Regions from separate parts of the Homo sapiens genome. Here region 2 is linked to region 1. A link is a contact called in ENCODE Hi-C or POLR2A ChIA-PET data. All regions are on one chromosome and are shown on one strand. The core of a region is the stretch at or near the end of the contact, and the rest is flanking DNA. Distances in the headings are between cores, read along the strand shown. Region 1 has its middle 25 kb from the start of LINC02518. Region 2 has its middle 70 kb from the start of LINC02541.

What was found. Hi-C counts contacts between places; a loop is a spot of excess contacts on that map. ChIA-PET counts read pairs that join two places held with the same protein, here RNA polymerase II (POLR2A).
Region 2: a loop to region 1 is called in a map of aorta, with 2.0 times the contacts of the local background. The contact joins two enhancer-like sites. A Hi-C loop is called at or near these places in 1 of 168 maps with a recorded cell type or tissue (aorta). POLR2A ChIA-PET finds 5 or more read pairs at or near these places in 1 of 52 experiments (B cell).

Annotation. Positions count from the first base shown.
Region 1 is chr6:113,456,515-113,461,335 of GRCh38, reverse strand. No RefSeq gene overlaps it. Among named protein-coding and RNA genes, the nearest start is that of LINC02518, 25 kb to the right of the region's middle. Within about 2 kb of position 2,840, at least 3 of the 41 ENCODE cell types and tissues checked have a DNase peak (open chromatin) inside an H3K27ac peak, as active enhancers do.
Region 2 is chr6:113,717,253-113,722,073 of GRCh38, reverse strand. No RefSeq gene overlaps it. Among named protein-coding and RNA genes, the nearest start is that of LINC02541, 70 kb to the right of the region's middle. Within about 2 kb of position 2,818, at least 3 of the 41 ENCODE cell types and tissues checked have a DNase peak (open chromatin) inside an H3K27ac peak, as active enhancers do.

The sequences.
Region 1 (4,821 bases), core at 1,591-4,090:
ACAATTTACTATTAAGTACAAGCTAATGAAGTGGTGCATTAGATTCTACCAGACATCAGTGATCCATAGGAAGCTAAGAGCGAGAAGTACTCTTTTTCTTTCCTCTTTATAATATGCCAGCTTACATTATAATGGTAATCAGTGATGGGGTTATTAAAGAGAGGTATTGTTAATTTCAGCATAAAGCAATATAACTGTAAGAAGTTGCTAAATTACTCATAAATATTTTGATTTTAACGTAGTTTTGTGTCTGAATAATATTGTCAAGAGCAGAGGGTTAAAGAACACAGGCTGTGGAGTCAAACAACCTGGGTTCACACTGTTCTCTACTTACCAGCCCTGGTATTGTGGGCAAGTTACTTACCCTTTCTGAGACTCAGTTCTCTCAGCTGTAAAGTGGGAGTAATGTAGCATTCCTCTCATTGTTGTAGTATGATGTTATGTTAAAAGAAAAACCTTAAACAAATTAAACTTAACAGAGTGTAATAGACCAAAGAACAATTCACGTATTGGGCAGTCCCCTGAACCAGAATGGGCTAAGAGGGCTCTGGAGCTGCCACATGGTCAAGTTGTATTTATGGACAATAAATGGAAATGAGGTACAGAAACTGCTGGATTGGCTACAGCTTGGGTTTTCCCTTATTGGCACATGATTTAATCAGTCGGCTGCCTGTGATTGGCCAAAACTCTGTGATGGGTACAAGAACAGGTTACAGTTTGTTAACATGTCCAGTTAGGTTGCAGTTCACTATGTACAGAGAAATTTTTAGGCTGAAGTTAAAATATGTAAGGAGCTTTCGGCTAAACTTGATTTAATAGTAATTTAGTGTTGTAAGCAAAGCAGATAGATTAAAATCGGTGTTAAAATGATAATGTTGCCCAAGGATTTCTAGTTTCTGCCTTTTCAGTAGCAGTTTTCTGGTACATATAAAATATTCTCTAATTGATGCAAATTGTGACATAGGTATGTTTTGGAAAACTACACATAGTCATGTAAAGAATTTTTCCTGGTCCCTAGGTCTGGATTTTGTCCTCCATTTTGTCCTAACCAGAAGCCTTAGCTAATAGCTGGGAGTTTGTAAAGGTGAACACTCAGTCACTGGGGCAGAGGGGTATATTTTGGCAGTGGAAATTCTTCAGCCCCTTGCAGCTGGCTCCCTGCAAGTCAATGTGGAAAAGGTGTGACCTCAAGGGTGTGTGGCATTAGGAGTTGATGAAACTGTAAGGTAGGCATGGGCCATCCCACTGAAATTTTAATAGCATTCATTGAAATTTAATGAATCGGCCATTCTTTGATAAGAAAATGGTGAGAATCTATTGCAGGGGAGAATTCAAGATTCACATAAAGACTTTAAAGGAATTTGGTGTTTAAGATGGGGATAGGATAAAAGTATTTCCCCCTAACATTAAAGCAATGCAAGGGAATTTCAGAAAACCTTCATTCTACAATCCCTGGGTCAGTGACCTCATCTCCTACCATGGAGGAGGACTCTTAGCTTTTGTAAGACTCATCTTAAATAATTAAGTAGTCTTTGTTTGATTACATTTTTGTGATGAGAAAGAAAGTTTTTACCTTTGATTGTGCCTTTTAAAAGCTCATCTGTTCAGCTAAATGGTTATTAATTATTAGTCTTTACGCTTGTTAATTATATCGGTTATTGGTGGTTATTATATTGTCTTAGTTTTTCTCATCCTCTTCCTCCTTTCTTATAGCCAAACCAAGAATTAACATTATCCTGGCATTTATGAGAAATATATAACTGGCAGTCCTCAGACTATATTAGGCAGCTATGGTCTCTTACGACATATTTCATGGATTTTAGACAAATAGATAAAGAAGAGTAAATTTTCTATTTTTGAAGTCCAAAACTTTAATTAGACGCTACAATCACCTTTTTAAGTTTAATTTTTTTTGGGGGGGGGGTTGGGGGAAAAAAACAAAAACTCACAAATAAATCTGTCTCTTTGACTTAACACCTTGGATTATTATTATTATTTTATTTTCATTTTTTGAGATGGAGTCTGGCTCTGTCACCCAGGCTGTAGTGCAGTGGTGTGATCTCAGTTCACTGCAACCTCCGCTTCCTGGGTTCAAGCAATTCTTCTGCCTCGGCCTCCCAAGTAGCTGGGATTACAGGCCCCCAGCACCACATTCACCCAATTTTTGTATTTTTAGTAGAGACGGGCTTTCACCATGTTGGCTAGGCTGGTCTTAAACTCTTGACCTTAAGTGATCTGCCCACCTTGGCCTCTCAAAGTGCTGGGATTACAGGCATGAGCCACTGTGCCTGGCCCACCCTGGATTATATTTTAACAATCCAAAAGTTTTCTCATATTTGACCCATGACCTGATTGAGCTATTTTTAAACAACTAGACATCTTTATTTCTGAATCTTTTTTTTTTTTTTTTTTAAAAAAGGTCAATTTTAATGGCTGTGTGTAAATGGACTAAAGCAGGGTTCACAAACTACAGTTCATTGGCCCAGTCTGGCATGCGTCTTGTTTGTGTTTGGTCTAAAAATTAAAAATAGCTTTTATCTTTTAAAGCATTCTAAGAAAAACAAGCAAACAAAGAACAATTGGCTACAGAGATTGTATGTAGTCCACACAGCCTAAAATATTTGCTCTCTGGCTTTTGACAGGAAAAGATTGCTGCCTCCTGAGCTGAGGGATTGATTACATATTATATTTTCTGTTAATTCCTCTTAATGCACTCTCTTCTCCCTGCCCCTGTCCAACTACCCACATCCTTTCCAGGTCTCATTGCTGTCTGATGATCCAGCCCCTTCCTGAACTACGGCTTGTGTTAACAAATAAACAAACACAATATATCACTACCCATAGAGAAAATCTGTGGTTTTCCTGGTTGTTTCATGGCTTATTACAGTAGCTTTTCAAATTCAATCTCTAACCTTTATGCTAATTAGAATTAACCTATCTTGAACTTGAATGGAATCTTGCTCTCTGGAGCCATAATTAATGCACAATGTTATTCAAGAATAATTCTCATTAGTGTGTGGTAAAGAAAAGCAAGAATACTGAAGTTTGAAATACTAGTTAGTCCTCAAAATACATAAACATGTGCTGGGAAGAAATCCTTCCATAGTGAGGAAGAAGACAAGACAGAAGCTCAGGAATTAACCGGTTATAGAAAAAGACTTTCGCTTTTAAAATGGAGATAAAGAAGGGTAATTCAGAGTGTTGGAATACTGTAATCTGCTATGTGTTTATTTTTTCCTTAAGTGGAAATGGACATGTGAATAACACAATTATCTTCCTGCAGGAAAACAGAAAACCAAGACCCAATTACTCTCTCTCTCTCTTTTTCTTTGTGACCAGTGGTAATTTACCCCTTACAGTCCAGAACATGGGCTCCTGCTGACACTCTGGCCCCAGATATCTGACCTTTGTTTGTATCATTTCATGCAGGAAAATTCCTTCGTTAACTGAAGAAAGGCAAACAGTCTAGTGCAAAGCAAACGCACCAATTAAAGATGGTATGATCTAGAGCAAGCCCAAGTTGTAACAAGTAAAAAAAAAAATAGGTCAGATTAATATTTTAAACTGTTATCAGACTCCTGCATGTCTGTGAGAGGCTTTCTTTTGAGTTTTTCTCTTGACATTTTCTGAGAATTTCCTTGGTTATTTTCAAAAACTAAAAATACTTGTATGAATGTAAACGATTAAGTAATAGGTTTTATTTATGAATGGGTTACATCTCAGTTCATTGCTTTTGCAATGCTGCTAACTGCCCAATTATGTTTCATTTTGACATCAGTCTTAATGTAGAAAATGAAGAAACAAAGAATGCAAGTAAAGTTTTTACATAGACAGGCAGAGTTTGGGCAGGTCCCTTAAAAATTCTCTTAGGACTTTGTGCAAATGTCCAGCCAACCACAAAGCCATTCCCGGAATATTTCCTCTTGTCCAGCTCTAGAGGATTCTTGGTTGTCACGTGGTCTTGGAGAAATGCACGGCCATGTTTCCTTACTAAGAGGCCCCTTTCCATGATGCTGGTTGTAGCCCTCCACTGACCTTTTGTGGCGGTGACACCCACTTCCTGGCTGCCAGCTAACATCATCCTCCATCCTTCTTTTAAGAAAACAAATCTCAGGGAATGGATAACCAACCAAAGGAAGTCAGGAAGAAAGCAGAAGATTGTAACAAAATAAAAACATAAATCAACCTTGGTAACTTCAGGGAGAAGACTATAAAAGATGCAGCTTCTGGTCTATCCCTTTCCTACCAGATAAAAGTTTTAGATATGAATGGATCTTGTTACAGAATGTGTGATTAGCAAATTAGCCATTCTTTTTCTTTAATACACATTGCCACAACAGAACTGGCAAAGCACTAGACCTGGAATTGGAGATCTGGATCTGAGCCATTCAGTGGTTGTTGAAATGATGTTCCATGTGTCTGAAGATGTGAGGAATTGTGTCTTTTTTCTCGTTTTCAAGTTCATCCTTCTCATCCTTTTACCACTATCTCTTCTAGGCCCCTTTGCTGCAGGTATTGGTGTGAGATTGGAAGTGTGGGAGTTGGAGGGAGGAGAAAAAGAAGCTGCACCATCCATGTATTGCCATATATTGTCCTGGAGCCACCCGTATCAGCACACGTGCACATGCACACAAGCACACACAAGCACAGCCTCTGGCAGCCCCTTCAGTATTATTGACCTATGACTGTGTTTAGAATAATGCCTGTGGCATAGAATGTTCTTTATGGTTTTTAGCTATTCTTATTATTGTTTTATGAACAAAAGTGTTCCAGCATCAGATTAATTTGGGAAGGCTTTCATTCCTATGAGATTTACAATAA
Region 2 (4,821 bases), core at 1,569-4,068, 260 kb before region 1:
TCACACCACTTCACTGCAACCTGGGCGACAGAGCAAGATTCTTTCTAACATAATAATAATAATAATAATAATAATAATGGCTTGGGTCCCATCCCCAAGATATCACATTATGTATATGCAAATATTCCAAAATCCAAAACAATCCAAAATCAGAACTATTTCTGGTCCCAAGCATTTCAGATAAGGAATGCTCAATCTGTATAAGAAAACTGAAGCTCAGAAAGTTTAAGTAACTAGCACAGGCTACACAATTTGAAAGTGGTAGAATCAGCTTTCAAAGAAAGGTAGTATGATGGGAAGAAGCAAATTTATTTCTCAGTTGAATCATCCCCAGGGTTTAATAGATTAAATTTATCCTTGTTAACTTAATATTTAAGGACCACGGATCAGGTGCAATTTTGGTTTCACATACAAGTTGATGTGTTGTGTTTTCTTCTTTAATTTATAAATCTATATTTTATGGGAGTTCATTTGGGAAAGTATCACCAAGGTCTGCTATATTCCTTATATCTCCACGTAATACTTACTGCAGGAGGCACATAACTGTAATTGAACAGCACGTAGCTCTGTCTCCTATGATAAATGTGCCAAAGGCAGCATCTGAAACTCTTTGATAATGCAAGAAAAATAAATAAATAAAAAGTAGAATCAGCCTCGAATTTCCTAATCTTCATTTTAAATTGGGTTGTGAAATAAAAGATGTTCCTCCCATAATTTATTTTTTTAAAAATTAAGATTTTTCATTGACAAATTAAAATTGTATATATTTATCATGTAGAAAATGAAGTTTTGAAATAAGGTATACATTGTGGAATGGATAAATTGAGTTAATTAACATATACATTGCCTCACATGCTTATTTTTTATGGTGAGAACAACCTCCAATGATCTTTCTTTTTTTTTTGACATATACATTACCTCACATACTTATTTTTTATGATGAGAACAACCTCCAATTCTTTCTTTTTTTTTTTCTTCACTTTTTAAATTAAGACAGGGTCTTGTTCTGTCACCCAGGCTAGAGTTCAGTGGCGTGATTACAGCTCACTGCAGCCTTGACCTCCTGGGCTCAAACAGTCCTCCCACCTCACCTTCCCAAGTAGCTGGGACTACAGGTGTGAGCCACCACACCTGGCTAATTTTTTTTTTTTTAAATTTTTTGTAGAGATCGGATCTTATTATGTTGCCCAGGCTGCTCTTGAACTCCTGGGCTCAAGCGATCCTCCCACCTTGGCCTGCCAAAATGCTGAGATTACAGGTGAGCTACCTCGCCTGGCTCCAATGACTTCTTAACTGAGTCTTTTCAAGAATACTATGAAGGCATAAAAAGGAATGAGATCATGTCCTTTGCAGGGATATGGGTGGAGTTGAAAGGCATTATCCTTAGCAAACTAACAGAGGAACAGAAAACCAAACACCACATGTAAGTGGGAGCTAAGTGATGAGAACACATGGACACATGGGGTGGGAGCAACACACACGAGGGCCTGTCGGAGGGGCATGAGTCAGGGGAGGGAGAGCATCAGGAAGAACAGCTAACGGACTCTGGGCTTAATACCTAGCTGATGGGATGATCTATGCAGCAAACCATCATCACACACATTTGTTTACCTATGTAACAAATCTGCACATCCTGCACACGTATCCTTGAGCTAAAAATAAAAGTTGAAGAAAAAATAAAAAAGAATCTTGAGTTCCAGGTCTTTAGGTAAAGTGGGCCTTTGCTGGAGGAAAAACAAGAGGAAGAAAGTGTCCTTCCCGTTTCTTGCTTTTTGGGATAGCTTCTTTAAGTATTTCTTGCTCTTCACAGCCTCATCAACCCCTTCTTTCACTTCTAAAGGCGTACTCTTGTTTAAACCAATATCACTAGACTGGCTCTTTGCTGCAGTTTCCTCCTCTGTAAAATGAGGGTAATAGTAACTACCTCACAAGGGAGAAATGGGGAGGCAGAGGGTGTAATGTAAACTGTGCAGGTAGGAAGAGGCAACCAGGGAAGACAGGACCAGATAGGGACACTAGTGGGGAAGCTCAGAAGATGAATATAAGTGATGGAGATGATAGGTAGGGAAGGGGTGGGACAGAAGTAGGCTATTTGAAGTAAGGATCCTACTCAAAATGGAAAAAGGGTGGGCTAATTGCAGAGTTCATGCTCCTTATTAAGAAGAAAATGGAGGATGTGGCTGCTATGCTCCTGATGCAATTGGACCTTGCCAAGGTGGTACTGGGGAAAGAGAAGGTGGCCATGATCCCCATTCTCAGCTAACAACCAGATTGTTACCCCTTCTGCATAAACATTTTGAATGTGCTACTAATACAATGACATCATTATGTGATGTTACACAAGTCTGAATCATGCATTGGACATTTTTTTCTATGATGATCATAAGTTTTTATTTTTTTTTTTTTTTTGAGCTGGGGTTTCGCTTTTGTTGCCCAGGCTGGAGTGCAATGGTGCGATCTCGGCTCACTGCAACCTCCACCTCTCGGGTTCAAGAGATTCTCCTGCCTCAGCCTCCCAGTAGCTGGGATTACAGGCATGTGCCACTACGCCCGGCTAATTTTGTATTTTTAGTAGAGATGGGGTTTCCCCATGTTGGTCAGGCTGGTCTCGAACTTCCGACCTCAGGTGATCCACTTGCCTCTGCCTCCCAAAGTGCTGGTATTAGAGGCGACAGCCACCACACCTGGCAGATCATAAGATTTTAATCTGTGCCTTTGTATATTAAATGTTGTCCTCAGAAGAGAGACAATTGACCCTATCACTCCAGATAAAAACAGCAGAATGTCCCTGAGTCACCCTTAGGTGGGGCAATGTTGGCTAATTTGTCACTATTCTGATGAAACTTTCCCTGCAGTCAAATCCCTACAGTCATAAACCTAGGAGGGGCCTTAGGAGCCATATAATCTCTTTCTTAGCTTCTCAACCATCACAAGCAGATAAGGAGATCAAGCCTTGGTACTAATTAAAGGATTTGAATAAGGAGAGTTAGAGTTAGTTTCCATTTCCAGCTCTGTTATTTGTTATTAGTTGACCAGTTAACCGTGGTCAAGTCTCTTAACCTTGGAAACACTAAAGTGGTGCTTTCTGAGTTAAATGAATTTAAAAACTTTTGACCTCCTATCCTTGTTTGGTAAACAGTGAAGGATATGGACACATGCTTTACAAAAGGCTTTGCTGTTTCTCCAGTGACAGAAATTTTCTAAATGACCATCTTCAGGCCTATCAGGCAGTTTGTAGACAAGGTTGGATACATCATACATCGTCCATCTTAGTGGTGTCCTCATAAAATGAAAGATTGAAACTCCAAAGGAAAGATAGATGGTGATGGCTTCAGACACAGACGTAGTTTATTGTGGTTACGTTTGAGGTAGATGGAAAATCCCATCTGACCAAAATTAATTTGGACAAATCCAGCCCCACCACTACAGACCCTCCTGCCCCCAAGATTTATCCGTTTGAATTAATGAGCAAACCCTTCCAAACAGGACCATCTCTGGGAATGTTAACTCATTGTAACCCTTCTAGTCCCTCATACCTTAGTGTGACATTGTTGAATGCAGGTAACAAGAACACCCTGACTGAGGTAAGCACTGAACTAACTGGGGAGCCCACACAAAAGCTCTGTTCTCCTCCCCAGGAGCATCTCAAGAAAGACCCTTATTATTCCAGGGAAGAGAGTGCAAGAGGAAGGGAAAAAAGAGATTGAAGAACAATGATGGAATCGAGTTATTTCACTATTTTCTAAAAACAAAGGTAGGATTATTAAGCTAGATAGAAAGAAACACTTCATAATTATATATTTATTTTTAGTTTCTCCTTCTCCTTTTTTTTTTTTTTTTTTTTTTTTTTGAGACAGAGTCTCACTTTGTAGCCCAGGCTGGAGTGTAGTGGTGTGATCTCAGCTCACTGCAACCTCTGCCTCCTGGGTTCAAGCAATTCTCCTGCTTCAGCCTCTCAAGGAGCTGGGATTACAGGCACCCGCCACCCCACCTGGCTAATTTTTGTATTTTTAGTAGAGACGGGGTTTCACCATCTTGGCCAGGCTGGTCTTGAACTCCTGACCTCAAGCGATCTGCCCACATCGGCCTCTCAAAGTGCTGGGATTACAGGCATGAGCCACAGTGCCTGGTCTCTTTTCCTTAGGAGACCTAAATCAGTGTTTTCTAAAGAAAATCTCTGAGTCTCAAGTGACCAAAAGTTTTGCTTTGACTGAAAATACTTAGAGAGAAAGGAATGGGCTGTATCCACTAAGAATAAGGACATTTGTTGTGACCCCTTTTGTGCAAATAGAATTGAAAATTTTTCCCTATTTTGAATGGAGAGTCTTTTACACGCTTTATTGAGATATAATTCACATACCATACAATGCAGCCATTTGAAGTATGCCTAGGCTAAATGCGGTGGCTCATGGCTGTGATCCTAGCACTTTGGGAGGCCGAGGTGGGCACATTGCTTGAGTCCAGGAGTTCAAGACCAGCCTGGGCAACAGGGTGAAACCCTGTCTCTAATAAAAATACAAAAAAAATTAGTCAGGCATGGATGTGTGTGCCTGTGGTCCCAGCTACTCAGGAATCTGAGGTGGGAGAATCACCTGGGAAGTCAAGGCTGCAGTGAGCCCAGATCATACCACTGCACTCCAGTCCCTGGATAACAGAGTGAGACCCTGTCTTAAAATAAAATAAAATAAAATAAAATAAAATAAAATAGTGTGTCACTATCTGGTTTAAAGAGTATTAAAAAATAAAAGATAAAGAAATAAAGTATGCCTCATTTTTGCTGGCTGTGGTGGCATGAGCCTGTGGTCCCAGCTGCTTGGGAGG